Linked DNA regions of Homo sapiens: regions 2, 3, 4, 5 and 6 are each linked to region 1. Evidence: chromatin loops called from intact Hi-C (ENCODE). Cell type or tissue: heart right ventricle. All regions are shown on one strand.

Region 1 (5,000 bases):
TGGGCTGGGCCACTGAACACTAAGCTTTGAGCACAGTTCCAGAGACTTCCTTCTCTTTCCAACCCAATCTATCTTAAACACTATTTTAAACAATTTCACCCTCTCAAAGTGTAATTCACATCATGTTCCTCTCCTGCTTAAAAGTTTTCAATAGCTTCCCACTGCCTACCAAGTCAATTCTAAACTCGTGAGCCAGGCATTTTAAAGCCATCTGCCACTTTATGTAATATCTTCCCTTCACTTATGTGAACATCAACTTTTTCTCCTTTCCTTGACTTACTTTGTAATTTTCTGCCTCACTCCTTTGACTAAGGTGGCTTCTTCTGCCTGAAACCTTCATGTTTAAATCTTACCAATCTTTCAAAGTCGAACTTTAGATGTCTCCTTTCCAAGAATCCTTCTTTGCTATATCTGATAAGAGGTTATTCTTTCTCTGAACTTCAATAACGTATTATTTTTGATAAAGTGTTTGGAACACTCTGCTCAGAGCAAGTGCGATAGGACGAGTTGGCTCGGAAGGAGTGGCTCATCACCCTCATTTGCCCTTCACTTCCCATCTCTGGCTCTGTCCTGTGTCATAGGGGAATAGCATATTCATTTAATTTTTTCTCTGGCATTTTTCACTTTTCATTGTGTAATACAGAGTCCTCTATCCCTTACTAGGTAATATTTTCAAACAGGGATTCTTTCTTTCTTTCTTTCTTTCTTTCTTTTCTTTCTTTCTTTCTTTCTTTCTTTCTTTCTTTCTTTCTTTCTTTCTTTCTTCTTTCTTTCTTTCTCTTCTTTCTTTCTTTCTCTTCTTTCTTTCTTTCTTTCTTTCTTTTTCTTTCTTTCCTTCCTTCCTTCTTTCTTTTTTCTTTCTTTCTTTCCTTTCTTTTCTTTCCTTCCTTCCTTCTTTCCTCCCTTCCTTCTTTCCTTTCTTTCTTTTCTTTCCTTCTTTCCTTTCTTTCCTTGCTTTTCTTTTCTTTCTTTCTTCCTTCCTTCCTTCTTTCTTTCCCTTCCTTCCATCCTTCCTTCCTCCCTTCCTCCTTTCCTTTCTTTCTTTTCTTTCCTTCTTTCTTTCCTTGCTTTTCTTTTTCTTTCTTCCTTCCTTCCCTCTTTCTTTCTTTCCCTTCCTTCCTTCTGTCCTTCCATCCTTCCTTCCTCCTTTCCTTTCTTTCCTTCTTTCCTTTCTTTCTCTTTCTTTCTTTCTCTCTCTCTCTCTCTTCCTTCCCTCCCTCCCTCCCTCCCTCCCTCCCTCCTTCCTTCCTTCCTTCCTTCCTTCCTCAGGGTCTTGCTCTGTCACCCAGGCTGGGGTGCCATGGGCCAATCATGGCTCACTGCAGCCTTGACCTCCCAGGCTCAAGCGATCCTCCTACCTCAGCCTTCCAAGTAGCTGGGACTACAGGCTTAAGCCACCAGGCCTGGCTAATTAAAAAAAATTTTTTTTTTCCAGGGATGGATGTCTCCCTGTGTTGCTCAGGATGGTCTCAAACTCCTGAGCTCAAGTGATCTTCCCCCCTGAGCCTCCCAAAGTGCTGGGATTACAGACATGAACCATTGTGCCCCACCAGGGATCATTTTCTTGTATAACCTTGATTCCCCACAGTGGCAAGTACTTAAATATTTGTAAAATGAGCATTTGCAACTCTATTGATTGCTTCATTCACCAGATCATTCCTTCCCACATGCCCCCAAAATTCCAAATCTATGGATGTGTTACTTGAAGAGAACCAAATTGAGAGAAGGCAAACATACTTCAGGAAGGGTAATGTGTAAGGAACCATCAGGATTCTCATGCATTTGCGTGATTTGTCTACCCTCTTTGGCCCAAATATTGAGCCTTTTAAACATTTAAAAATATTGACCAATGAAGATTTAATATGTTCAATTGACCCTCGTTTTAACATGCTGTTCAACATCTGCCAATTTCTAAAAACTGGTCTGACATTCTAGAAGGAAAAAAAGAATGAGCAATTCCTAGGTTAACTAACATATATAAAGGAATTTGATATCTCTTTTGCCTTACTGGGCTCCTGGGTACAGGCCAGTATACTTGGAAGTGGCCACAAGAGGGGAGTATGAACCACAGTCATCCTTAAATGAATGAGACCAAGGATTCATTCTTTCTCCAGCAGAATGAAGAAAGCTCCATCCTGAACAATAGTCAATTGAATTATCATTCCCTTTCCAGCTGACGATCAAAGACTGAATGTGGATCTGCCCTTTCTGTGTTCACAGAGACGGTAACTTTCACCTCTCAGCTGTCCAATCAGACCATAATCCTGACTGGAAGAAATACTTGCAGAGCAGGGCCTGAAGGATGTGCAGTCCCTCTTGCTCAATTTCTCTCACATTGTTTTACCTTTGCATGAAACCAGAGCCCTGAGAGAACTGTGTTCCTGGATCATGTTGCTTTGGGTCCTGTAGAATTATTTCTACTGAATTGTGATTTGGCCTCCCTCAAAATCTTTGTACTGAGGGAAGCTTTAAGAAGCAGCTGTTTAAAATGTGTTATTAGGCCAGGCGTGGTGGCTCACGCCTATGATCCCAGCACTTTGGAAGGCCGAGGAGGGTGGATCACCTGAGGTCAGGAGTTCGAGACCTGCCTGGCCAACACGATGAAACCCTGTCTCTACTAAAAATAAAAAAATTTGCTGGGTGTGGTGGCAGGCGCCTGTAATCCCAGCTACTCAGGAGGCTGAGGCAGGAGAATCACTTGAACCTGGGGGATGGAGGTTGCAGTGAGCCGAGATCACACCACTGCACTCCAGCCTGGGTAACAGAGTGAGACTCCGTCTCAAAAAAAAAAAAAAAAAAAAAAAAGAGTGAAACTCTGTCTCAAAAAATAAAAATAAAAAAATATAAAAAATAAAATGTATTATTACATCAACAAAAAGATGTCTACAAATTCATACAATGTTCTGTTTTTAAGGACCCATGGGAGAAATTTTGCTTAAAACTCAGAATGCAGGAAAAGCTGTTTGTCTTGATATATTGACTTTCTAAATATTTTAACTTATTATGCCTTTCTCTTTTCTTTGACTGCTGGGAGGCTTCATTTATTCAACCAGTATGTACGGAGTGCCCGTATGTGCCAGCTGGCTGCTGGAGATATGATGGGGAGCAAAAGGAGAAGGAATCCTGTCCTCATGAAGCTTCCAGTTTAGAGGAAGTAACAGATATTTATTTATTACTCAGATAAATGCACAAACTGAAAAGTGCTGTGAAGGGAAGGGCCCTTGCTATGAGAACATAACAAGACAGGACTTCATTTGAAGAAGTCCCCTTCAGGCCTGAGGCGGTGTGAGTTTCCTAAGGGAAAGGAGGTGGGGTGCTGGCATTCCTGACCTGAAGACGAACCACCTACTGGGGAGAAGACCTGCATTCTGGCAACTGGAAGAATTCCAGGGAGCTAAAGTGCACTTTATGTGGATGGGGAAGGTGTGGAGCAAGGTTTGAGTGGGGAGTGAAGTTTTGGTGCCCTGTATAGGCGTTTCTGCTTGCTAATCTTTTTTTTTTTTTTTTTTTTTTAACTTTTATTTTAAGTTCAGAGGTCCGTGTGCAGGTTTGTTATATAGGTAAACTTGTGTCATGGGGGTTTGGTGTACAGATTATTTTGTCACCCAGATGCTAAGCCTACTACCCAGTAGTTATTTTTCCAGATCCTCTCCCTCCTCCCACCCTCCACTCTCAAGTAGGTCCCAGTGTCTGTTGTTCCCCGCTTTGTGTCCATGAGTTCTCATCTTTTAGCTCCCGCTTATTTTTATTTTTTATTTTTTTGAAACAGAGTCTCCCTCTGTCGCCCAGGCTGGAGTGCAGTGGCGCCATCACGGCTCACTGCAGGCTCCACCTCCCAGGTTCACGCCATTCTCCTGCCTCAGCCTCTGGAATAGCTGGCACTACAGGCACCGCCACCAGGACCGTCTAATTTTTTGTATTTCTTACTAGAGACGGGGTTTCACCGTGTTAGCCAGGATGGTCTCGCGATCTCCTGACCTCGTGATCTGCCTGCCTCGGCCTCCCAAATGAGACCGGCCTTAGCTCCCACTTACAAGTGAGAACATGCAGTATTCGTTTTCTAAGGATAATGGCCTCCAGCTCCATTCATGTTCCTATAAAAGACATGATCTCATTCTTTTTTGGCTGCATAGTATTCCATACAGAACAACATAGTATTCCATGGTGTATATGTACCACACTTTTAAAAATTCTATCTGGCCGGGTGTGGTGGCTCACGCCTGTAATCCCAGCACTTTGGGAGGCCGAGGCAGGCAGATCGCGAGGTCAGGAGATCGAGACCATCCTGGCTAGCACGGCGAAACCCCGTCTCTACTAAACATACAAAAAATTGCCAAGTACCTGTAATCCCAGCTACTCAGGAGGCTGAGGCAGGAGAATGGTGTGAACCTGGGAGGTGGAGCTTGCAGTGAGCCGAGGTCGCACCACTGCACTCCAGCCTGGGTGACAGAGGGGGACTCTGTCTCAAAAAAATAAATAAATAAAAATAAAAAAAATTTTTTTTTAAATAAAAAAATTCTATCTGTTGTCCCTGATGGGCATTTAGGTTGATTCCATGTCTTTGCTCTTGCGAATAGTGCTGCAATGTACACATGCATGTATGTGTCTTTATGGTAGAATGATTTCTATTCCTTTGGGTATATACCCAGTAATGGGATTGCTGGGTCAAATGATAGTTCTGTTTCTATATGCATGCTAATCTTACCCAGGCTTTTGTTTTACCTTATATCCCTTGATATGTTATCTTTTCATAAGAAACATATTTTGTAGAATAAGATGGAATAAATAAAAAGTTATTCAAAATTGCATTATAAGCAGACTCCATCTTGAATTAAATAAAAACAGATTTCACACCATGCCACCCCTGCCAAGACTCCCTCACGCCCATGGGTTCTCACTCTTGGACACAAGGTGTACTGTCCCACCTTGTGGGCGAGCCTGTGGACTTGAGAACATAGACTGGCTTTGCTCTGCTGGCATCTGAAGGCTCAAGGTATTTT
Region 2 (5,000 bases), 120 kb after region 1:
GACTCAGTTTATATCCCTTAAAGCTGGCATTCTTTTTCATTTTTCTAAGACTAAGTGTTGTTACTTTCTTAGCTATGCTATTGTTTTGACCAAACTCAATCCTGTGGGGCTCCAGAGAGTCCAGGAGCCAGGTTTCTCCCTAAGGCTTTGATCCATGTTGCATTCTACACTTAGCCAGAGTTGGAAGATGAATTATTAGCCTGTTTATCCCTATTTACTTAAGGTTATCAAAGGAACATTCTAGAAATTTAAAAGCATAGAACTGGAGAAATGCCGTTTGCTGGGGACTTTGTGATTTGTTGTCTCAAGGGTCTGTAAGCTTTCAAGTTACGGTAGCAATTCCTGCTTGAGAAAGGGTAATGAGGTATGGTGATTCCTGCAGTTCCTGCTTGTGAGTTGGGTTAACGAGGTATGGCAGGTTAAACCCATGCTCAGTTCCACCATACTAGCATAAAACTCCAGTGCTAGGAAGAGAGGTCAACAGCATATACACAAGTACTCCCAATCACCCAATTACAGACTCAGACATTGATCAGTAGGGATGTGTAAAAACAAAACAAAACAAAACAAAAACTAGCAGGTATGCTCTGTTGTAGGGTATGGTAAAGAGAGCAGATATTTTGGGAGCATAATGTATGAAGACTCACTGTCCTTCCTTACTGGTACAGAGCATCCAATTGTTTTACTTACAGGGCTCACCTCTCTGACTTCCCACGTAGCACTAAGTTGCCTTGTTGGTCACACTAGTTGGTGTCTTCTAGCTGAATCATCTATAGGCAACTTTCTGGTTGTACTAACGAGGTAGAAACATGGTTTGGGTGAAGTATATACCTTACTATAATATTTAATTTTCATTTTAGCTAAAGATTTTATCCTCTGGTCCTAGTACATTTTTCCCTCCAGAAGAAAAAAAATTGGGGTCATTTTAAGATCACTCAATATTTTTAAAAACTCTGTTTCACACCAAACACTTTAATGCATGAGCATTATAAACCAACTCTAATTCACAAACAATTACCTAAGAGGTTTTTTTGTGTGTGTGTTTGTTTGTTTGAGACGGAGTCTCGCTCTGTCGCCAGGCTGGAGTGCAGTGGCTCGATCTCGGCTCACTGCAACCTCTGCCCCCCAGGTTCAAGTGATTCTCCTGCCTCAGCCTCCCAAGTAACTGGGACTACAGGTTTGTGGCACCACAGCCAGCTAATTTTTTTTTTTTTTTTTTTTTTTTTTTTTTTTTTTTGAGACGGAGTCTCGCTGTCGCCCAGGCTGGAGTGCAGTGGCGCAATCTCGGCTCACTGCAGGCTCCGCCCCCTGGGGTTCACGCCATTCTCCTGCCTCAGCCTCCGGAGTAGCTGGGACTACAGGCGCCCGCCACCTCGCCCGGCTAATTTTTTGTATTTTTTAGTAGAGACGGGGTTTCACCGTGTTAGCCAGGATGGTCTCGATCTCCTGACCTCGTGATCCGCCCGCCTCGGCCTCCCAAAGTGCTGGGATTACAGGCGTGAGCCACCGCGCCCGGCCTGCTAATTTTTGTATTTTTAGTAGAGACGAGGTTTCACCATGTTGGCCAAGATGGTCTCGATCTCTTGACCTCGGCCTCCTAAAGTGCTGGGTTATGGGTGTGAGCCACCTTGCCCAGCCCAAGAGTTTTTTTTTTTTTTTTAAGGAATTATATATACAGTATGATTTGAATTTCATAAATGTGATTTCCAGAAAGCTTTTTGAGAAAATGTTGGCAGCATTGAGTGAAGTGTGCCTATATAAAATGGAACCACTTGAGTTTCAATTCCTCTTCCTTCCTATTTAAGCTCTGGTAGAGAGGTTATTGAGTAGTAAAACTGACCGTAGATTAGAGGAGGGGATGTAGGGCGAAGGAAGCAGAAAGACTAGAAAGGCTCTAGATAACTCCTTCTCTATCGGTTCCTGGAATACTGACCATATCTGTTAACCCCAAATTCTAGGCAAATGAAGACCCCAGTGACAGCACTCAGTCAGAGGAGGGCCTGGGCTCTGATGATCATCAATACATTTATAGGCTAGCTGGTGGCTTCTCCAGGAGCACAGGAAAAGGAGGAGATGATAAAGATGACGATGAAGATGACAGTGGAGATGACACCTTTGGTGACGATGACAGTGGCCCAGGGCCCAAAGACAGACAAGAAGGAGGAAACTCCAGACTGGGAAGTGATGAGGACTCTGATGACACCATACAAGCCAGTGAAGAGAGTGCCCCACAAGGGCAAGACAGTGCCCAAGATACCACCAGTGAGAGCAGGGAACTTGACAATGAGGACCGGGTGGACAGCAAGCCTGAGGGAGGTGACTCCACTCAAGAGAGTGAGAGTGAAGAGCACTGGGTGGGAGGTGGCAGTGATGGGGAGAGCAGCCATGGAGACGGCTCCGAGTTGGACGATGAGGGAATGCAGAGTGATGACCCAGAGAGCATCAGGAGTGAAAGGGGAAACTCCAGAATGAACAGTGCAGGCATGAAATCAAAAGAATCTGGAGAAAACAGTGAGCAAGCAAACACTCAAGATTCAGGTGGCAGCCAATTGCTGGAGCATCCCAGTAGGAAAATTTTTAGGAAGTCTCGCATCTCAGAGGAAGATGACAGAAGCGAGCTTGATGACAACAACACAATGGAAGAAGTCAAGAGTGACTCTACAGAAAACAGCAACTCCAGAGACACTGGCCTCAGCCAACCCAGGAGAGACAGCAAGGGTGACTCTCAAGAAGACAGCAAGGAGAATCTGTCCCAGGAAGAGAGCCAAAACGTAGATGGTCCCAGCAGTGAGTCCAGCCAAGAGGCCAACCTGTCATCTCAAGAGAACAGCAGTGAGTCTCAGGAAGAGGTGGTGAGTGAGTCCAGGGGAGATAACCCCGACCCCACAACTAGTTATGTAGAAGACCAGGAAGACAGTGACTCCAGCGAGGAGGACAGCTCGCACACACTCTCCCACTCAAAAAGTGAATCCAGAGAGGAGCAAGCAGACAGCGAATCCAGTGAGAGCCTCAACTTCTCAGAGGAAAGCCCGGAGTCCCCTGAGGATGAGAACAGCTCCAGCCAGGAGGGCCTCCAGTCTCACAGCAGCTCAGCAGAGAGTCAGAGCGAGGAAAGCCATTCTGAGGAAGACGACAGTGACTCTCAAGACAGCAGCAGATCCAAAGAAGATAGCAACTCCACGGAGAGCAAATCAAGCAGTGAGGAAGATGGCCAGTTGAAAAACATTGAGATAGAGAGCCGGAAATTAACAGTTGATGCCTATCACAACAAACCCATTGGGGACCAAGATGACAATGACTGCCAAGACGGCTATTAGCATCAGCTGTCCTAAGAAGCAGTTGTCACATAAAGGAGTCTTAGGGACTTGAAAATGTATCATGATAACTATAATTTATTGATGTTTTGATCAAAAGAATAACCAGATGCCATATTTTTCCTGAAAGGAATTGCTGGACATTACACTTGTTTTTAGGGTGTCATCATTTCACAGAGGTTTAAATACTGTGGAGTGACACCAGAACACAGCCAAAGAGGCTAGAAGCAAGAAAGGATCTGCATGATAACTTTGCAGCTGAGATAGTTCCTAATTCATCAACGTAACAAACAAAGCTATTGGGTGTCCATGATATACCAGGCACTATGCTAGGTGTTGAGAATGTAAAGCAGGTTAAGACTTGTTTCTTGCTCCTGAGGAGCGTATAGAAGGACCCACAAAGCTACAGAGTTAAAGAGGGATATGTATAAGAGAAACAAGAATTGTTACAACCCAGTATGGTGAGTGCCAAGACAGAGAGCTATGAACACGATATCTATCTGGGAACACTGAGAAGGGTGACCAATGCGTTGGAGAACGAGGGAGGGCTTCATAGCAGAAGACATTGGAGTTGGAAGGTTGCATAGGGTTTCCTCATTGGAGACCGGGAAATTCTATTCTTGGGATAAATAATAGTAAATTCTATAGGATTCAATACTTAGTTTGCAAAAGCACTTTGAAATTATGGCACAGTGAGTTGTTTTGGATAAGAAAATCTTTTTCTCCCAATTAATTTACCAATTCATCATTTTTTTTTTTTTGTAGAACTCCCATAAACATCACCTTACTAATCACTGGTGATGATAAGAAGGATTGGGTCAGGAAGAGTGGGAGAAAGAAATTCCTCTTTACGTAGATACTTTTTAGCTTTATTTTTTCTAAAATCAGTTTGCGTGCAATGCTAGAAAAAAACTGTTCTCTGAGTCCTTTACAGAGCAAAATTCTGTATGTAAGATTCAATTGATTTTTGACAAATACCATTTGAAATATTACCTCAACATAAAATACTTGTTTTGTAATAAAGATTATAATACCCAGAAGAAATATGTGTTTATTTGTAATCGTGGTGCTGATTATTAGGATATATTTGTGTTAAGCAACTCTTTCTTTAAAGCATTCCCAAATAGTTCAGTACCTTCCTCCTATTAAAATGAAAGATTTTCTTAAATTATTTCCTGAAAATTTTATTTGTAATTCAGGTAGCATTTGATAAAAATACTATGTGTTGCTTATGATATTTCACTAACTATACCTGTTACAGAACAGGGAGAAAAAAATGAAGTAAACTCTGAATTTTTGTTTGATGCCACAGTAAAAGTTTATGATGTTTAGGCTTAACATTATTTCCTGCTGGTCTCTCAGACTCATTTGTGTAAGTTCTGGAAGCTACAGAGTACCATATTCCTTATATTTTTATTTCTTTGAAAGAAACGACTTCACGTCAGCACTTCTACTTTACAAATGTGTTTTTACTCCCACTTCCACTGCAGTACCTCAGAATTCCCCACAAAATTATTAGTAGAATCCAGAAGACTTCCTGGCCGGGTGCAGTGGCTCATGCCTGTCATCCCAGCACTTTGGGAGGCCAAGGTGAGCAGATCACTTGAGGTCAGGAGTTCGAGACCAGCCTGGCCAACACGGTCTCCACTAAAAATACCAAATGAGCCAGGTGTGGTGGCACGTCTC
Region 3 (5,000 bases), 300 kb after region 1:
CACCCTCTCTGCTTGAGCCAGCCTTTCCTTTCCCCTCTGACTTCCCTCTGTGCTGATAGAGATCCTACTTCCTACCTTCTTCCACTCTTTCCTCTGTTGCACATGTTGCACATATTCTACGACAAATATTAGCTCCTGAAACAAATCTCCATGTTATCATTTTTCTTGGTTCTACCTCCTTCCAGACAAAGAGGACTGTAGGGTAGAGGGAGGGCAAGAGGGAGAATTTGAGGAGAAACACAAATGCAAAGCCAAGACAAAAACTTAATTTGAGAAATATCATTCACTGGCTGATCCCAAGTCATTTCCAGAATATTTCTTTCTCTTGTCTTTCAGTGTAGAGGTTTTTTGGCTTTGTGACACTGTTCTGGAAACTAGCCCTAAGTCTCGGTTAGGGAAGGGGGAAGAGCTCTGGAAAGTTTTTGCCCCTCCTGATAAGAAGAATTTATATAGCCGGTATACCACCCTTTCTCCTTTCTTGCCCTTTTCTTGGCTTGACATGAACCTGATGCCTGGAGGAGCAGTCATGTTGTGGCTATGAAGGAAAGGACAAAATAATCCTAGAGGAGCCACTGAACCAGCTCCATCATCAGCTTCCTGCCTCCAGAATCTTTGTCCTATGAGAAAAAGAATGCTCTTTTTAAGCGACTATTTGGAATTTTTGTTGCTGCTGTTATTGGTAGGTGAATTGAATTTGTAATTGATATACCTCTCCATTCTTGACATTCCTCCAAATGAGGAAGGTCAAGAGAAGAAAAGAAAGAGGTAGAGAATAGAGAAAGAAAAGTGCACACATTTTCTCTTTAACACGTAAGTTCCCAAACAACAGAAATCATGACTGAGACATTCCGGACAGCACCTAGATTATTAAGTTGAATAATGTATGTAGCAAAGTCAAGTCAATGTCAATATGTTATGGCACCTTCAAAAAATCTAAACTCCCACATTGGGTAGATAGAGGGTGCTTCATTTACTAAATGAAAGTGGCAATATAAGCTATTGAATAAATCAGACTCTCAACATACACAAATAGTAATGGCTAACATGATTTGCTTAGTTACCATGAGCCATGCTCTGTGAAGTCCTTTTATCTATACAGCTACTCTATAATACGGGTACCATTATTACCCCCATTTTACAGATGAAGAAACAGACACAGATCTGTAAGTATTTGCTAGTTAGCTAGGATTTATACCCAAGGAGTCTGGTTCCAGAGTCTTTACTCTTAAACAATCACTAAACTGCCATATATTGCAAAGATAAATGTACATAATATACACATACATATATGACTGTGTGTATATATAGACATATATGTATACACACGTGTACATAGATCGTGTGTATATTCATCCACATAATATGAATATGTGTGAGTATATGTGTGTTCATGAGTGCACACACACAGAGAGAGAGAGAGAAACTTGAAAGAATACAAAGTAGAATCTAAAAACAAGGAATCTTTTTTTCCCTCATTTGTTCCCTATCTTCTGGAAATAACAGGTCAGAATCAAGGGAAAGACTGAACATATCACCCAATGTTACCATCAGAATTCCAGAATAAACTATTCCTAGTAATTTGCTTTTTAAAAAATAAAAGACAATTTGGGGGAAAAAAAACTGGAGGCAATTAATGAAGTAAAAAAAAAACTCTATCAGAATTTAAATTGCAGATTAATAAATTGAAATCAAACTGCTACTTATATTTCAGGTTTATATCAGAGCTTTACATGCGAATGGTCTGATCACATAAAAACACTTGTCGTGGTAAAAGAAAAATATGAACTGATGGAGAAAAACGGATGCTTTCTTTGGGTAAATACAGATGGACCCTTCCAAAAGTCACCTGTCGTAGTCTGCTATCTAGTGGAGAAACTGCGTATTTCAATTCTCTGGTCCGATTTTGTTTCCTCTCTCTAAGCTTCAGTGTTCATGGATATTTCTTCAAAACACTGACAATGTTCATATTTTTTTCATCCAGTTAACAGAAACTAGAAGTGTGTTGGCATCCACAATGCATTGCTATTTGATGCAGACGTGGAGGAATTAGTCCAAACACAAAGGACCAGAGATCCACAAGGACAGTCAGTAGTCAAGAGTGAGGCCCATGCCTTATCCAAAACCATGTTTTAGCCATCAGGCTGCGCTAATCTCAGTTAAAAAAAAAATAGATATCTGTTTCTGAAATTGGGCAAAAAACTTCAGCCTCACGTAGCTGCCTTATAAGAGACGATGGAAATTGACCTAGCCTGCCACCTTGTGCTCAAAAAGAAAAGGTCACTGTACCAGTCTGCGAGCAGGCTCCGGTTCTGTTATTTACGTGCAGCCCTGGTACTCCCTCAAACCTCACCTTCCTGGACTTCTCTGCTTGTAAATATTTACCTTGATTTTACAATACTAATTAATCTGTTCTTGGCGCGTCTACCAGTCAGGGTAACATATCTGACCTTGTCTGAAATAACATTTAGCTCAGTTGAAAAGTATTTATTGAACGACCATCTTTTACAAAATTCTTTGGAGATCAAAAGAAGAGATGCTCTTGGTCTTTATCAAAACTATAAGTAAGTAGGGAGAAAGTCATACGAAAGATACAAGGCAGAATGTGTTAAATAATAGAAATATAAGTAAAGTGAGACAGGAGTTCTGAGAAGATGAACTCTAGCTGAAGGGAAGAGCCAGGAGATAGTAAAATCTATTTTACCCAACGTATTACACATGTAGAGAGGCTGCAGACAATAAGCCTCACTAGTACATAAGAGCTTCACAGTGGCGACCTTAAGTGATCCCATGTGTAGTTTAGAGCTTAAGATAGCTCTCCCCAACCAGTGGATGGGGAAGGAGTGGTAAGCAAGGTAGGGTTCAGGGGAGTTGGAAGGAAGAAGACCAGCCAGGAGGAAGTTGCTCAACAGACTTTCTCTGCGGTCTAGAATAAACATTGTGTTATCTCCTCACTCTGTCTTTAGGGCCTGCCTTTAACTAAGCAGGAGCTCAAGACAGCGTAAGTTTCAAAGACATTATGATGCTTTTACAGAAGTCCCTTTCAAAAACAACTTCTGTATGAGAAGGTAAACTCTGCTATTCAAGAGAATGATACTTACAGTCACAGGCATTAAAATATGGTATTAGACGGCCCAAAGGAAAAGGAGAAGAAATAGATGAGTCTGAATGCATGTCAGGAAGATAGGAATTGGGGGCTGAAAGAGAAAGGGGCAGATAAATGGTTAGAAAAAATTTAATGAGGAAGTCTGGAAAGAAAAGAGAACAAAACACCGATACAATCCAAATCCAGAAATCCAAATGAGAATAATGTCAAAAACAATGAGTGGACTCACGCAAAAGCTGCAAGAAAATCTACCTGAAGCTATGGTTTAGACTTTCGAGAATAAGAACAAGAGGATCTGTTTCATTAAACGAATAATACTTTATCAATTTGTAGGCATATGGTTTAGTGTAACACAGACACTCCCTGTTTAGAAGTGACTCTTGCTAGATTTGAATTTTAAGTAGATTTTTATAATTGTTAGGTTAACAGATTAATAATAGAAGTCAAACAATCTTAAATAATTTTTACTTAAAACAGCATCAGGAAGATAGAAGTATTAGGTTGGCTCAAAAGTAATTGCCATTACTTTTAATGGCAAAAACAGTCATCACTTTTGCACCAACATAATACTATGTGAAGAAAGAAAGTTGTCTATTTAGCAAAGAGGTAATTCTGAGCAGGCCAGCTGGGGCAGATCTTAGACACATTGCATTAATAAGTGAATGGAGTAATATTTGTGATATAAGGCCATGAACGGGGTCCAGGGATTTCCTTTTTTAACAGGTCCCTCAAATGATTTTAATGCAAGTCAAAGTTTGAAATCACTAATATGGATGTCTTTCCCAGTGACCTTCAAATCAGTCACCTGGGTCTCCCACAAATCTATAGCTAGTCCAGAACTTCCCCTGTATTAACCTACCATTGCAGGAATGTTTCAGTTTATGATGAAAAATAGCTTGTCTTTGTGGATTATCTTATATCAACAAATAATAAAAATATCATTTAAAGTGAACGTACAAGGCTGGGACTGGTGGCACAAGCCTGTAATCCCAGCACTTTAGGAGGCCAAGGTGGGGCAGATCACCTGAGGTCAGAAGTTCGAGACAAGCCTAGGCAACACAGTGAAACCCCATCCCTATGAAAAATACAAAAATTAGTCAGGCCTAGTGGCACAGGCCTATAATGCCAGCTACTTAGGAGGCTGAGGCACAAGAATTGCTTGAACCTGGGAGGTGGAGGCTGCAGTGAGCCAAGATCGTGCCACTGCACTCCAGCCTGGGTGACAGAGTGAGACTTTGTCTCAAATAAATAAATAAATATTAATTAATTAATCAAGTGAATGTACAGGACAGCATTTAAAAATGGACCTTTACACAGGCTCTTGCAAAACAGAAACTATTCACAGTGCATATACGTGACTTCCCCAACTCACTACTCTGTGGAAAATAATCTGGTGATTGTAGAGCCGTAGTGTGCCATCGGTCACGTACAAACCGGTCATCCTAACAGGATATGATCACAACCATTCAAAGTTTATGTGTCTCTGTAAAAGACAGAACAGAAAGTGTGACAAGGAAACAAAGTAGGAACAGAAGGAGCAAAAGTTGAAAGTACAAGGGCGCAAAAGTCACAGTATGCTGATTCGAGACTAAGCTTGCTGCCTTATGTTGCGCAAAAGTGTGAGTTCTACAATGAGATCACATGGACACAGGAAGGGGAACATCACACTCTGGGGACTGTGGTGGGGTGGGGGGAGGGGAGAGGGATAGCATTGGGAGATATACCTAATGCTAGATGACGAGTTAGTGGGTGCAGCGCACCAGCATGGCACATGTATACATATGTAACTAACCTGCACAATGTGCACATGTACCCTAAAACTTAAAGTATAATAAAAAAAAAAAAAAGTGTGAGTTCTAGAAGAGCATTCCCTATTAATAGAATCTTTAGTTAGTAG
Region 4 (5,000 bases), 170 kb after region 1:
GAATACTATGCAGCCATAAAAAATGATGAGTTCATGTCCTTTGTAGGGACATGGATGAAATTGGAAATCATCATTCTCAGTAAACTATCGCAAGAACAAAAAACCAAACACCGCATATTCTCACTCATAGATGGGAATTGAACAATGAGATCACATGGACACAGGAAGGGGAATATCACACTCTGGGGACTGTTGTGGGGTGGGGGGAGGGGGGAGGGATAGCATTGGGAGATATACCTAATGCTAGATGACGAGTTAGTGGGTGCAGCGCACCAGCATGGCACATGTATACATATGTAACTAACCTGCACAATGTGCACATGTACCCTAAAACTTAAAGTATAATTAAAAAAAAATATATATATATATATATAAAAAGAAAAAGCTATCAGTTGGAGAGGATGTTTTCACCAAGGCAAATCAACAGAACTGGCGGTTTGGACAAGACCAGAAAGTCCAGGGAAACTAATGACGCACACTCTACTCCTGGCACACATGACTGTAGAAGCATCCAGGCTATTCAAAGGCCGTGAAAACAAACAAGTAAAACAGGCTTCCGTTTCCTCTGAGGATTCCCCCATTGGAACCAAACACATCTTCCCAAGGCCAAGAATAAGGAGCTGAAAGACTGAAAGGATTTGGTTATTAGTTTGTACAAACCAGTTTCTTTGTAGAAGGCACTTTTGTTTGAGTGGGAAAGATTTTTTTTCTTGCAGATTTTGCTGAGAAGTCATTGATTTGATCTGTGATCCTATGTGTACCTAGTCCAGAAGTCAGCCAAGAGGACTCTCATGTCTCTGATGAGAGGTAGAATTCTGGAGGAAATGCACACCATTGTAGGTAGAGGTGGCCTGTTTACAGTTTATCCTGCCCAGAGTAAAAATGTACCTTCCTGGACTAAATTCCTTATTACTGGTCAGTTATAAAATATGCGTAAGGTAAAATGAATTTCTGCCCAGATAATAGTTTAGGAGAAACAAGTAATTATAGGGATGTTTGGAACATTTATTTATAACTATGGAAACTTTCTTCATAAAAACTCAAAGTTCCCTCAGGAGAGGCTGCTGGAATGGTTGGATCTACTTTATTTGCCAGCAAGATTTAGCAGGTTGTGTTATTTGCAAATATATTCTTTATTAGGGTGAAACTATGTGTTTATTTTCAAATTTTCATCAATATTTCTTGCTTCTTTTCACTTGTCAAACTATCCTTGTTGCTTGTACAGGAGAGTACTGTGTGTACAGAGAGTTTTGTATACTTGAGAAATTGTTTGGTCTGCTCTTTTGGAAAAATAATTACACAGAGTGTCCAATACAGATATTAACAGTGGCGACATCTAGTCCTGCAGGAATGCAGGGTCAGGAGAGATTTGTTTGAGCTGTTCTTAGTGCATAAAAGACTATGTAGTTTTTTTTCTAAGCTCAGGAAGGACTATAGTTGCAAAGTGAGTCAACATCCTGCAGCATCCCACAGTGTATCAGGCTGAGACGTTATATTTTCTTTCTTGTATGTGGTACTGTCTATAGTGTCTTCCTTCTTTCTAAATATGCTCTTCCCAGACAGAGTTGGTCTAGTGGTTGTTTGTACTGCGTGGTTTTGAGGGGGGTTAAGAATAGCAAGTCCAAGTACATTATTATTATTTCAACCTTCTCTTGAAAAGAAAATGCCATGCAGTGTATGCATTTGCTTTTATGAAGTAAAAATGGTAATTCCCAGTAGAACTACACTGTGGAGGATGGGAAACAGATGCTTTGGTCAGCCTCAGGGACTGACCGTAACATACTGTGGAAATACGAAAGAGTAAGAAACGAATTGCATAATCTTCTGACTTTAATGAGCTGATTGACCCAGATGGCATGCGTGCACCTTGTTTCAACAATATTTTGCTAACACAATTTTGGGCTGGTTTCCCACTGCTATAAGGAGTTGGGGGACATTCTGAAATAATTGATTCTGTCCACCTGTTTTGGCTTAACACTTTGGTGGGAAATTGGTGTCATGGAGAGGAACCCTTCATTTAGATAAAGAAAAGCAAAGACTTGAAGGAATGACCAAATAATACCCAAATAGTCAGATGATGAGTTTGTTGCAAACACCGAGAAATCTTTAATGTTTCCATGGTGTGGGCTGGCATGTGTCTTAGGCTGAACTCCCCAGAAACAGAGCTTGAGAAAAGGATTTGAGTAAAAATACCTTATTCATAAGACATCCCAGGAAGCAGAGGTAGGAGTGTGGGAAATTTCGATGGAAAGCGGAAGGGAGCCAATAATAAAGATTATGTCATCCAGCAGATACTGAAGCAGGTCACTGGGGCTCAGTCCTTCTGAGGAATTCCGGGAAGCAGTGAGGAACAGGCTCAGAGTTGTCCAACTCAAGGAGCCAAGGAAGCTGGGTCAGGGGTGGGCGGTGGTATCTATGAGCTTTCAACCTTCATTGGTTGAGAACTGCCCTTGGGGACATTAACTCCTCAGGACTTCCTGCTTGCCCTGAGCAAGGCTAGAGCATTCTCCTACAACCTGAAAGAACCCCCAGGGAGAGAGCTGCATTGTCTTTGGCTAGTACAGAAATCAGAGTTATTGGTTAGATGCAGACAGTATCTGTTGCAGAATGCTAATGACTTATTTACCCAAGGAAGATAAAAAAGCAAATGGATATGCTGATATAAATGAATAAATGAATATATTGAAATTTTGTTGAGGGATGTTATATTCACATGGTTTCAACTTACTTTATTACGAAATACTTATTAGTTAAAAAGAAAAAAACAGTATAGTACAGAAGCCTTGCAAACCACCTTAATCAAGTAATCAAAGCTAACATAACCAATCATGAGACACATCAAAACCATGTGCCACCTGACAGACACAACGAGAACACAGAATTGCTTTTATGATGTTGCTGCCAAAGAAGCATGATCTGACTCTGCTTCTGAAGGAATATCAGATGAACTGAACTGCAGGGATATTCCACCATATGGAACCGGATCTGTCACCTTTAAAAATGTCAAAGTCAATAAAAAAGAAAACAAGTTTTTCTTATCCTCACAACATTTCTGACGCCAAAAGTATGATTTTCCCCCCACATCAACTAATTCTCTAATTTTCACCACACACCGAGTGTCCTACAATTTAACTCAATTCTGACCCTACCCAGAGTTAGCACAGACCCCAGAGACTAAAGGCTCAGTCCCACAGAATTGTCCTCCTACCTCAGATGCCAGTAGAAAGCAGTGGCTTCCTAGGTTACCCACTAATTCTGTCTGACTTGGCTACAAATTGGAGGTTGCCACAACTCCATCCTTAGGTTCATAATTTGCTAGAACATCTCGCAGAACCTAGGTAACTGTTTACTAACAATTACTGATTTACTACAAAAGACATTTTAAAGGATACAAATGAGCAGCCAGATAACAGATGCATAGGACAAGGTCTAGGAAAGTCCCAAGCACAGGAGCTTCTGTCCCCATGGAGTTTGAGGTCTGCTGCTCTCCTGGCACATACATGTGTTCCTGCTCAACCTGGAAGCTCTCTTAATCCCATTGTTTAGGATTTTTCTTTTAAAGAGGTTCCATTAGGTTGGCATGATTGATTAAATCATTGACCATTGGTCATTGAACTCAATCTCCAGCCCTTCTCCCCTCACAGGAGACTGGAGGATGAGGCTGAAATTTTCAACCCTCTAATCACAAGGTTGGTTCCTCTGGCAACCAGCCCTGATCCTCCAAGAATTGCCTCATTAGCATAAACTCAGGTATGGTTGAAAGAGGCTTTTATGAACAACAAAAAAGATTCCTCTCACCGCTATATAACCCAAGAAATTCTAAGGGTTTTAGAAGCTCTGTGCCAGGAACCTGAAGTAAGGACCAAATATATAGAGAGAGACTATATATATATATATATATATAGAGAGAGAGAGAGAGAGAGACTATATATCTATATCTATATCTATATCTATATCTATATAGTCAGAGTCATGAAAGTCAAGGAAAGACTGAGGAACTGTATCAGATTGAAGGTGCCTATGGAGAAATGACAACTCAGTGTAGCATGTGATCTGGACTAGATACTTTTTCTATACAGGATATTATTGGAGCAACTGGAAAAGTTGAATGGAGTCTTGAGGTTAGTTGTAGTGACATATCAATGTTAATTTCCTATATAATATTGATGCTGTATGTGGGTATATAGGACAGTGTTCTTGTTAGTAGGAATTACACACTAAAGGATTCAGAGGTCATGGGGCATACTGGCAACTTATTCTCGAATGGTTCAGGGTAAAACAGTCTTTCTTGCACCATTTGTGTAACTTTTCTGCAAGCTTGAAATTGTTTCAAATTAAACAGTTTTTAAGAGTAAATGATTAAAGAATCAAGGCACAATTATGTAAACTTTATCCACCCCTTTTTCCTTTTAAAGAGTCTCTCCTTGATGGTGGGTAGTCCCATGGACAGCAGCATTGCACTACTACTAAGGACCATAGAGCCAAATTGAACAATAGGTACCAGAGCTCCAGCTAAACTCTAGCCTGGTTGAGTAGTATTTTCATTTTGAATAGCTACAAGAGAACTACCTGATGTCACTATTGATACTGAGGATGAATCTCCTTCCCAAATGTTTTTCTAAAACAAGTGAGAAATTTCATGGCTATTTTTAAACTAAGTTGAAAGAAGGAAAGGTAGGGATCGTGAGGGACACCATGGTACATGCTTGAATTTATAGGTGTGAGAATTTTTGTCAACATCTTTTGATAATAAATAACAGCTATCCTTTTATACAAGGATATTAGTATGTAAGAAGCAGGAGGTTAATACAGCTTACAATATCTAGAAATTCCCTAATTTCCTTTCCTTCCTTCCTTCCTTCCTTTCTTCCTTCCTTCTTTCCTTCTTTCCTTCCTTTCTCCTTCCCTCCCTCCCTCCCTTCCTCTCTTACTTTTTCTTTCTTTCTTTTTTTTGAGGCAGGGTCTCACTCTGTCACCCAGGCTGGAGTGCAGTGGCTCAC
Region 5 (5,000 bases), 300 kb after region 1:
GTACCCAACTCTAGAGATGCAGCCCCAAACACGGAGAGTAGAGAAGGACATACCCTGGCTTCTCTCTCCTTCCCCCCCTCCAGACTCATGCCAGGCCTCCTTCACCCAAACCCAGTCTGAACACAGAGGGCAAATGAGCTTGGGAAATGAAGGAATCAGTTCAGATTGAGCTGGAGATACAAAGGAGCTGAGAGCAAGCAGGGGCATTCCCAATATCTTAGTGCAAGCAACAACCTGTCTGTATTAAACAAAATATAGAAGCTTAAGGCTTCTTCAGGAAGAACACTTTCCAGGTAAATAGGACAGCTGGCCTAGGCGGCCCTCTTTCTGTTTATCTCTTTATTCAATCTTTCCCTTAAGGGGTTCTCTCTTTTATATGATTGATCCACCATGATGCCTGCTTCCACTGTAGCACACCCATTCAAACACGGCCCAGTCCGCCCATTGGTTCCCAGTGCCACATCTGAGATAGGCTAGGAGTTTCTGAAAGAAAGAGGTAAATGAAAAATACTGAGAATTAAAGAACTTACATCTATTCCTTTAATAAAACAGTTGCTCTCAGATTTTAGGGTCCCTGTTCTGTGTGCTTTCCTGTGGTATGCAAACTTCAGCCCAAAGGACTGGGACAAACTGCCGAGGTCTGTTCTTTCTTCATTTCTGCCCTTTCTGCGCTTCAATAGCTACCCCTCACCCTACGCTACCCTCAAGAAATTTTGACACTTTATGTCAAACCAAGAAACAGAATTTATCCTAATCTGCTGGCCACCTCCATTTTTCCTTCTCAGAATGTAACATCTGGCAGCAATAAGTTTTTGTCCTTAATTGCGATCCTACCATTCACATGAACGGCTATGGTTTGACTCTCCCTGGGCCATCAGCAGCATCATATCTTAATTCAATATTACAGTTACTCAACTTATATAATTAATGCACACACACAATTTAAATCGTCAAACTCTGATTTTAGTTCACTTATATTTAACAACTCCCAGTTTGCCAGTGAAAACTTCTTTTTCAGTGGATTCTGATGGCAGCCAAGCTCCTTCGTCTGGGGTGCCATCCCTCCCTACTCCCCCACCACACCCACTTAGCGGTTGTCTGAGCTTGAATCCAGTTCTGTAGTGGAGACGGCACTGTCTCCCTCTGGGGGCAGAAAGCTGGCACTGTCTTTCGTAATATTGAAACAAATATTATATTAATGCGATGAGTGTGTCAATCTTCTTTTGGTTAGAATGATTTTCCACAGTGAATAATACAACTCAGTGAGAGAAAAATAAATGAAACATTTGTTTGAAGAAGTTAATGAAATAGAATGTTCTAGTGGGTGAAGTTTTGTTTCTTGTTTCCTTTCAGACATTTCAACCACAGACTGAGAAAACTAAGCAAAGCTGTGTGGAAGAGCAGAGGGTAAACAGAATTCATCTTTTCAAATAACTCTATTTCAGCTCTATAAAGAAAAAGTCAGTAAGAGAAAAGTGTAACTGTCAAAATAGTCTTGGGCACTTTGAATGGAAGTGAAAAAATATACAACATAATGTTGGCACTTTCTAGTCAATCAGGTATTGTAACTCACACACCATGTGTGACAGAAAAGAGGAAAACATTGTGAATAGAGATTTATTTCTCCCCAGTATGATTTCTTCCTTCAAATGAAACAATGCTTTGCCAGGCAACCTTCATGGGGCTAAGTGAGTAAGAATTTGGGAACATTGCTACTAGCAAACAATATTTTCCCACACATGTACCTGACAAACACTTTGCTCTCAGAATGATAAATAAGGGAGTAAAGGGGAAGGTGGCTATCAGATCTGAATGGGGAATTCTATGTCCGTGGAGTCAGCTTTCCATATGCATCCAGTTAAATGAATCCTCCCCGCTTTGCATGCCACCAAATTGCAGCTTGCTTCTGCCTATCACAGAAAATTATGTTCTAAGAACTAACAATCTTCTGTACTTCATCTCAGCTGAAAATTACAAAGGCCAACGTTGCCAGCTTAAGAGCCTGAATGTTCATGCTGTGAGTTTTGCCAATTAGACATCAGACATGAATATTGTAAATCCTGTCTTTCTCCTGGTCCTCTCACCCCCTCCCACCTGAAAATATTTCCACATGCTCCATTTCCATAGACGTTTGGTAATAAAATCGATCCACCCTAGGACAGAAAGCAGTTGACAGGCCCTTAGGGAAAACAGATTTAGAGTTATGTAGAAAAGAGAAGGAACAAGTTGCTGTCTTCGGGAGCCGGCTGACACACACCCTCCTGTGGTTATAAGAAGTACTACCATTTGTCAGAGGTAGAATTCAACTTCACCCAACTTTTAAAGTTTCTTATATTATTACAAAGAGCCCAAAAACTTCTTTGTAAGAGATAAAACGTGCCTCAATATAATGTTGTGTTTTTGTAGATAACATACAAGGGTCACTATGAGAAACATGGGCATTATGTTTTTAAGTGTGTTTACATGTCACCTGAGAAGAAAAATCAAACTGATGTAAAGGTAAGCTGAATCTCTGAATGACCATTCTCAGCATGACTAAACTCTGGACTAGCCCTAGAGGAAAATGTAGGGGAGGCAAAGTTTACTTTTGCTTGCTCTGGGGTTTCTGTCTTATGGCTGGCACTTTTGTCCCTTCCCTCCCTCCCCAGGCTCCTCAAGCCTCTCTACTACAAAACTCTGGGTCCCAGAATCTTCCTGATCCCCATCCCATGCCTCGGCCCACATCTCGCTCTGCTTCAGGACCTGTGGCTGCAGGTGTGATACTCATGGACCTCAGGTGCCCATGGACTGCTGTGTTACTGCTTCTGAGTAACATTTGGTGTTTTATAAGAAAGTTTTCTTGACATATTCTACCATATGCTCTGATGGTGGGGATCTCAGCAGGGGACGGCTAAGAGGAAAAACCATTTTGGCCTAATGAGTGACACATTTTACTGTCTCTTAAATTCATTCTATGGATAACTCCATCTGTGTTGGGTTGCTCAGAAGTAAAAGAATGAGGCCCTTGTCACTACAATGACAATAATTCTTTTCACTCAGTCCCTTCTTGTAGATTCATCGGCCAAAGGGCTGGAAATAGCTTGAAATGCCATCAGCAAAAGGGCTATTTACTTTTTCCAAATCTGGTTTTATTTCCCATGGAAGTAATAGTTTCCCTTCAGAATGTTATTTTCTTCTGCCATCGATATCCTTTAGATGACATCTCTAAGACTACACCTAACTATAAATAAGTTAAAACATATCCATTTGCCAAATATATGTGGAGTTCTTAACTGGTGTGTAAGATACTATGTGAGATAAAATGATGGAGAAAACAAATTCTTTCTCTCCAGGATCTTAGAGTTAGAAAAGAAACAAAAGGCACTTACAAAAATTATTGTAAAACAAGACAGAATGTGGGAGGTGCTATGTGAGTAGTACCGAGAAGAAAAAAAAGATCATGCTTTAAGGGCTTGGAGTAGAAAGAAATTAGTTCCTGGCCTCTGGTGTTCATAATGGAAATAATTGTGTGGGGCCATGGAGGATGAGTAGGATTTGAGCAAACAGAAGTGAATGGGTGAGGCCGTTCTCCATGAAAAAACTCATAGGAACCAAAGCATGGAGACAGAAAAGCAGAGCACAGAAAAGCAGCCAGCCAACTGGTACATAAACCATCGAACAGTCAGAAATCATTTAACACAAGCAAATGTAAGAAAAGTTTTTTTCTATTTTTTGATATTTTCTTCAATGCAAAGATAGCCATCATATACCACAGGATAAAAGTTGTTTCATGTTTTCATTTATAAAATTATTCTACTCAGTCTTCTAATAAAATGCACACAATTCATTAGTGTACATGTTACTTTTTTAAAAGCAGAGAAGCACCGAAAATAAAACATAACTTCCCACTTCAGACAAGGGAGAGAAAAAATTAGGAAGAGATTATTATAATCTACTGAGTTTAGATTTAGTGTTTAACTCAAAAGGTTATCTTAGTAATGAGTAAACAAACAACAATGAACTTGATTGCAAAGGAAAACATAAATGTCCAAGTAAAACTTTCCAGGACTCAATTACTCAAGTCAAATATTTAAAATACTTTTTATTTAGTGATATACTACAAAGTTTATTTCTATTTTTTTCTTATGGCAAAATCGTATTTCAGAATATACCCACCAATATTAAAAAATTAATGAACAATAATGCCATAACTTTTACAAATAAGTAATTTCAAATTATATTTTACAAATATTATACATTGGCACTTTTGCAGACCATATATTAGCTAGCTTCTTAAAAGTAGAGGGCACTTCTAAAAGCCATTTTTATTTTAGATTCAAATGTGAGCTGATTCAACATTTCCGCCTACTTCCAACAGTTAATAAGATACATATATAAAAGCAGACAGTCCTCCAAGCAGAACAGTACTTCTGTTTGGGAGTGAAAAAAAAGAGAGAGTCCAATCAAAATCTATTTCAGATAACATCCCATCGACGGCTACAAGCTTACAGAACACACAGCCCGAGGATGACACTTGGGCAATTCAAGAGCAGGGGGGTCCAGAGTTTGTCCATCTTCATCTGCCTCTACAACCAATATTAGAGAAGTCCAGAGACTGGGAAAACCGTTGTGTATCCAGTAATTACATGACTATCATTAATATTATCTAGGAAAGAAACTATCATTCATTAAAGGGCTATGCCCAGTTCTGTATGCTTTACATGCATTATTTAATAAAAATCATTTAATTCTCCCCAAAATACTGAAAGGTAGATATCATTTTTATTTTACAGCTAAAAAAGCTAAGGCTCAGAGAAGTAAAATAATGCTCCCAAGATCACACAGCCCATAAACGGCAGTGAGACAACTGATTCTAATGCATGTGTTCTTTCCATAGCACAGCTACTCTCGTGAGTACTGGACTGAGGGATTAAGAAAAACTATTTGGCAATTCCTGCCTACTGTTTCACTCAACATATTCCCTATGATCCTGGCTTCCCTGCGTTTGGTTTTTCTATTTT
Region 6 (5,000 bases), 71 kb after region 1:
AAGATGATCATGATAGTAGCATAGGTCAAAATTCAGATAGTAAAGAATATTATGACCCTGAAGGCAAAGAAGATCCCCATAATGAAGTTGATGGAGACAAGACCTCCAAGAGTGAGGAGAATTCTGCTGGTATTCCAGAAGACAATGGCAGCCAAAGAATAGAGGACACCCAGAAGCTCAACCATAGAGAAAGCAAACGCGTAGAAAATAGAATCACCAAAGAATCAGAGACACATGCTGTTGGGAAGAGCCAAGATAAGGTTAGTTTGTAAAGCTGATTTCTTTCAATGGCAGTTTAAATTCTTCCCCTCCATCTATTGATGCTAGCACAAAAATAAACCATGACAAGCATCCATGTATTTTTGTATCCATATTACTTGACTATTTAAGGAAATCTAGAGTCCTTACTAGACTTCGAGATAGAACAACTTTAAACATCTTACATTTCTGATAACTTAGTTATAATTCTAGAAAAGTCTTATGTGAAATCATGGATCCCCATGTAATTGTTTACAAAAGTTCCTACTGGGTAGGAATGTGGATGAATTTTTAAGGAATCTAAGCACCAGGATGCTTTCAATTACAGAATAAAGCACATTTTCACAAATAACTGTGAAGTACTAGAAATGTAACTCCTATCCCTATGGCAACTTTTCCCAGTTATTCTTCCTCAGATCAATGCAATTTTGCAGCAAATATTCACTAGTTAATCATTCTTTCCTCCATCCTTCCATAGGGAATAGAAATCAAGGGTCCCAGCAGTGGCAACAGAAATATTACCAAAGAAGTTGGGAAAGGCAACGAAGGTAAAGAGGATAAAGGACAACATGGAATGATCTTGGGCAAAGGCAATGTCAAGACACAAGGAGAGGTTGTCAACATAGAAGGACCTGGCCAAAAATCAGAACCAGGAAATAAAGTTGGACACAGCAATACAGGTAGTGACAGCAATAGTGATGGATATGACAGTTATGATTTTGATGATAAGTCCATGCAAGGAGATGATCCCAATAGCAGTGATGAATCTAATGGCAATGATGATGCTAATTCAGAAAGTGACAATAACAGCAGTAGCCGAGGAGATGCTTCTTATAACTCTGATGAATCAAAAGATAATGGCAATGGCAGTGACTCAAAAGGAGCAGAAGATGATGACAGTGATAGCACATCAGACACTAATAATAGTGACAGTAATGGCAATGGTAACAATGGGAATGATGACAATGACAAATCAGACAGTGGCAAAGGTAAATCAGATAGCAGTGACAGTGATAGTAGTGATAGCAGCAATAGCAGTGATAGTAGTGACAGCAGTGACAGTGACAGCAGTGATAGCAACAGTAGCAGTGATAGTGACAGCAGTGACAGTGACAGCAGTGATAGCAGTGACAGTGATAGTAGTGATAGCAGCAATAGCAGTGACAGTAGTGACAGCAGTGATAGCAGTGACAGTAGTGATAGTAGTGACAGCAGTGACAGCAAGTCAGACAGCAGCAAATCAGAGAGCGACAGCAGTGATAGTGACAGTAAGTCAGACAGCAGTGACAGCAACAGCAGTGACAGTAGTGACAACAGTGATAGCAGCGACAGCAGCAATAGCAGTAACAGCAGTGATAGTAGTGACAGCAGTGATAGCAGTGACAGCAGCAGTAGCAGTGACAGCAGCAACAGCAGTGATAGTAGTGACAGTAGTGACAGCAGCAATAGCAGTGAGAGCAGTGATAGTAGTGACAGCAGTGATAGTGACAGCAGTGATAGTAGTGACAGCAGTAATAGTAACAGCAGCGATAGTGACAGCAGCAACAGCAGCGATAGCAGTGACAGCAGCAACAGCAGTGACAGCAGTGATAGCAGTGACAGCAGCAACAGCAGTGACAGTAGCGATAGCAGTGACAGCAGCAACAGCAGTGACAGCAGTGATAGCAGTGACAGCAGTGATAGTAGTGACAGCAGCAACAGCAGTGATAGCAACGACAGCAGCAATAGCAGTGACAGCAGTGATAGCAGCAACAGCAGTGATAGCAGCAACAGCAGTGATAGCAGTGATAGCAGTGACAGCAGTGATAGCGACAGCAGCAATAGCAGTGACAGCAGTAATAGTAGTGACAGCAGCGATAGCAGCAACAGCAGTGATAGCAGCGACAGCAGCGATAGCAGTGACGGCAGTGATAGCGACAGCAGCAATAGAAGTGACAGTAGTAATAGTAGTGACAGCAGCGATAGCAGTGACAGCAGCAACAGCAGTGACAGCAGTGATAGCAGTGACAGCAACGAAAGCAGCAATAGCAGTGACAGCAGTGATAGCAGCAACAGCAGTGATAGTGACAGCAGTGATAGCAGCAACAGCAGTGACAGCAGTGATAGCAGCAACAGCAGTGATAGCAGTGAAAGCAGTAATAGTAGTGACAACAGCAATAGCAGTGACAGCAGCAACAGCAGTGACAGCAGTGATAGCAGTGACAGCAGTAATAGTAGTGACAGCAGCAATAGCAGTGACAGCAGCAACAGCAGTGACAGCAGTGATAGCAATAGCAGCGACAGCAGTGACAGCAGCAACAGCAGCGATAGCAGTGACAGCAGTGATAGCAGTGACAGCAGTGACAGCAGTGATAGCAGCAACAGCAGTGATAGCAGTGACAGCAGTGACAGCAGTGATAGCAGTAATAGTAGTGACAGCAGCAATAGCAGTGACAGCAGCAACAGCAGTGACAGCAGCGATAGCAGTGACAGCAGCGATAGCAGTGACAGCAGCGATAGCAGTGACAGCAGTGACAGCAGCAATAGCAGTGACAGCAGTGACAGCAGCGACAGCAGTGATAGCAGTGACAGCAGTGACAGCAGCGACAGCAGTGATAGCAGTGAAAGCAGTGATAGCAGTGACAGCAGCAATAGCAGTGACAGCAGCGATAGCAGCGACAGCAGCGACAGCAGCGATAGCAGTGACAGCAGCGATAGCAGTGACAGCAGTGACAGCAGCAATAGCAGTGACAGCAGTGACAGCAGCGACAGCAGTGATAGCAGTGACAGCAGCAACAGCAGTGACAGCAGTGACAGCAGTGAAAGCAGCGACAGCAGTGACAGCAGCGACAGCAGTGACAGCAGCGATAGCAGCGACAGCAGCGACAGCAGCGATAGCAGTGACAGCAGCAATAGCAGTGATAGCAGCGACAGCAGTGATAGCAGTGACAGCAGCGACAGCAGCGATAGCAGCGACAGCAGCGATAGTAGTGATAGCAGTGACAGCAGTGACAGCAGCGACAGCAGTGACAGCAGCGACAGCAGTGACAGCAGCGACAGCAGTGACAGCAATGAAAGCAGCGACAGCAGTGACAGCAGCGATAGCAGTGACAGCAGCAACAGCAGTGACAGCAGCGACAGCAGTGATAGCAGTGACAGCACATCTGACAGCAATGATGAGAGTGACAGCCAGAGCAAGTCTGGTAACGGTAACAACAATGGAAGTGACAGTGACAGTGACAGTGAAGGCAGTGACAGTAACCACTCAACCAGTGATGATTAGAACAAAAGAAAAACCCGTAAGATTCCTTTTGTGAAAAGTTTGGTAATGGGATAGGAAAAAAAGATTTCCAAGAAAGTAAAGAAAGGGGAGAAATAAACATAAGACGTATGTAAACAAAAACAACTGGGGGAATCAAATCAAACAGTTGGATTCAGAACCAAGACCTAACTCCTGCAGAGACAGACTCTGAATGCATGACCTTTGGTACATGCCTGTTAATATTCATGTTCTGAAAATATTTTGTTAAAAGTGTAAATCTAAACATAAAAGAACAATTAAAATATTCTTTAATACTTCACACAGAAACCTCAAGTAATCACTACATGATAACTTCAATTTAAGTGCCATGTGCTGCAGAGAATGTAGCAGGCAGACACATCTTAAAAGCAACCTGTGGCATTGCCTTAAGTCTCCATAGTTATATATTCTGGAGAGGTGGTCTGCTTACCGCTGAGTAAAAGATGCTGTACTGTGATAGCCAACTTGGCTTTGGATTCAGTTGCTTGTTCTATGGAAGAAATACATTTATTTGTTACATGAAAAAAAATTGCAGCTACTATTCAACCTACCTGGGCTATGGGAATAATCTTTCTAATGATCAAATAGAGTAGTTATAAGTCACAGAAATTCTAAAGAGTGCTAGTCAGAAAGAGCTCAGAGACAGGTTGATGTATAAAATCTGATCTGTAATCTGATGTATAGCATCTGATGTTAAAATCTGATGTAAAAAAATACATCTCAACAAACCACTGGAAATTTAGTACAAAGTCCCTAAAACTATTGACAAAGCTGATGCAGTGCTTAGAACAGTGTCTTACTCCCAGGAGCCACTCTCCAAATGTTAACCAGTAAATGACACATGAATGACTCTGGAGGAGCATCACTTAGAAGCGCGGTGGCTCACGCCTGTATCCCAACACTTTGGCAGGTCGAGGTGGGCGGATCACGAGGTCAAGAGATCGAGACCATCTTGGCCAACATGGTGAAACCCCGTCTCTACTAAAAATACAAATATCAGCTGGGAGTGGTGGCGCGCGTCTCTAGTCCCAGCTACTTGGGAGGCTGAGGCAGGAGAATCGCTTGAACCCAGGAGCGGAAGTTGCAGTAAGCTGAGATCGTGCCACTGCACTCTAGCCTAGCGACAGAACGAGAGTCCGTCTCAAAAAAACAAACAAACAAAAAAACTGTGTTATGTGGTATCAATTATTTATCTTTACATCAGTCTCACCAAGTCATTCTTAGTTCACATTTCCCTTGAAAACCTCAACACGCCAAAACTTCTAAACCAGACCCTGAGTCTCCCTTCCCACTATTAATCTCTTTAATAAAGCTAAAGCTGCTGGTGGGTAATGGTTTGGAAAACTTCTCTTTCTTATTTGAGAGTCATATATGCAGTTACGATCTGAGTATATATCACTCAGCTTTGGCATGAATGAAGGTAATTCTTAGCCCCAAGATGAAGCCCAATTTCTAGAAAATG

Evidence for each region. Hi-C counts contacts between places; a loop is a spot of excess contacts. Peaks named below come from ENCODE experiments on the same cell type or tissue, not always from the same donor. Only the 100,000 strongest peaks of a DNase experiment are listed, where the experiment ranks them.
Region 2: it touches region 1 in a loop (4-fold over the local background); 39 of 110 quality-filtered maps call a loop at or near these places.
Region 3: it touches region 1 in a loop (9-fold over the local background); 74 of 110 quality-filtered maps call a loop at or near these places.
Region 4: it touches region 1 in a loop (6-fold over the local background); 3 of 110 quality-filtered maps call a loop at or near these places.
Region 5: it touches region 1 in a loop (7-fold over the local background); 74 of 110 quality-filtered maps call a loop at or near these places.
Region 6: a loop joins it to region 1, with 2.1 times the contacts of the local background. A loop is called at or near these places in 8 of 110 quality-filtered maps.

Annotation. Positions count from the first base shown.
Region 1 is chr4:87,541,966-87,546,965 of GRCh38, forward strand. No RefSeq gene overlaps it. Among named protein-coding and RNA genes, the nearest start is that of SPARCL1, 15 kb to the left of the region's middle. In heart right ventricle, CTCF peaks have their summits at 2,039 (motif pointing right) and 2,241; no DNase peak of the experiment used is centred here; H3K27ac peaks cover 2,470 bases.
Region 2 is chr4:87,660,004-87,665,003 of GRCh38, forward strand. It overlaps DMP1 (dentin matrix acidic phosphoprotein 1), which reads left to right. Exons shown (of 6, transcript NM_004407.4): 6 at 1,959-4,354. The coding sequence ends at 3,317. All of the region lies in intron 3 of DMP1-AS1 (DMP1 and DSPP antisense RNA 1), which reads right to left. Among named protein-coding and RNA genes, the nearest start is that of DMP1, 12 kb to the left of the region's middle. In heart right ventricle, no CTCF peak of the experiment used is centred here; no DNase peak of the experiment used is centred here.
Region 3 is chr4:87,846,927-87,851,926 of GRCh38, forward strand. No RefSeq gene overlaps it. Among named protein-coding and RNA genes, the nearest start is that of MEPE, 16 kb to the left of the region's middle. In heart right ventricle, CTCF peaks have their summits at 2,242 (motif pointing left) and 2,444; a DNase peak (open chromatin) is centred at 2,265; H3K4me3 peaks cover 488 bases.
Region 4 is chr4:87,716,044-87,721,043 of GRCh38, forward strand. The region is part of intron 2 of DMP1-AS1 (DMP1 and DSPP antisense RNA 1); the gene reads right to left. Among named protein-coding and RNA genes, the nearest start is that of DMP1-AS1, 14 kb to the right of the region's middle. In heart right ventricle, no CTCF peak of the experiment used is centred here; DNase peaks (open chromatin) are centred at 498 and 2,398; H3K27ac peaks cover 2,888 bases.
Region 5 is chr4:87,837,279-87,842,278 of GRCh38, forward strand. MEPE (matrix extracellular phosphoglycoprotein) reads left to right here. Exons shown (of 4, transcript NM_020203.6): 3 at 1,354-1,407. Among named protein-coding and RNA genes, the nearest start is that of MEPE, 6.8 kb to the left of the region's middle. In heart right ventricle, CTCF peaks have their summits at 1,164 (motif pointing left), 2,259 and 2,464; no DNase peak of the experiment used is centred here.
Region 6 is chr4:87,613,049-87,618,048 of GRCh38, forward strand. It overlaps DSPP (dentin sialophosphoprotein), which reads left to right. Exons shown (of 5, transcript NM_014208.3): 4 at 1-260; 5 at 737-3,825. The coding sequence ends at 3,520. All of the region lies in intron 3 of DMP1-AS1 (DMP1 and DSPP antisense RNA 1), which reads right to left. Among named protein-coding and RNA genes, the nearest start is that of DSPP, 7.0 kb to the left of the region's middle. In heart right ventricle, no CTCF peak of the experiment used is centred here; no DNase peak of the experiment used is centred here.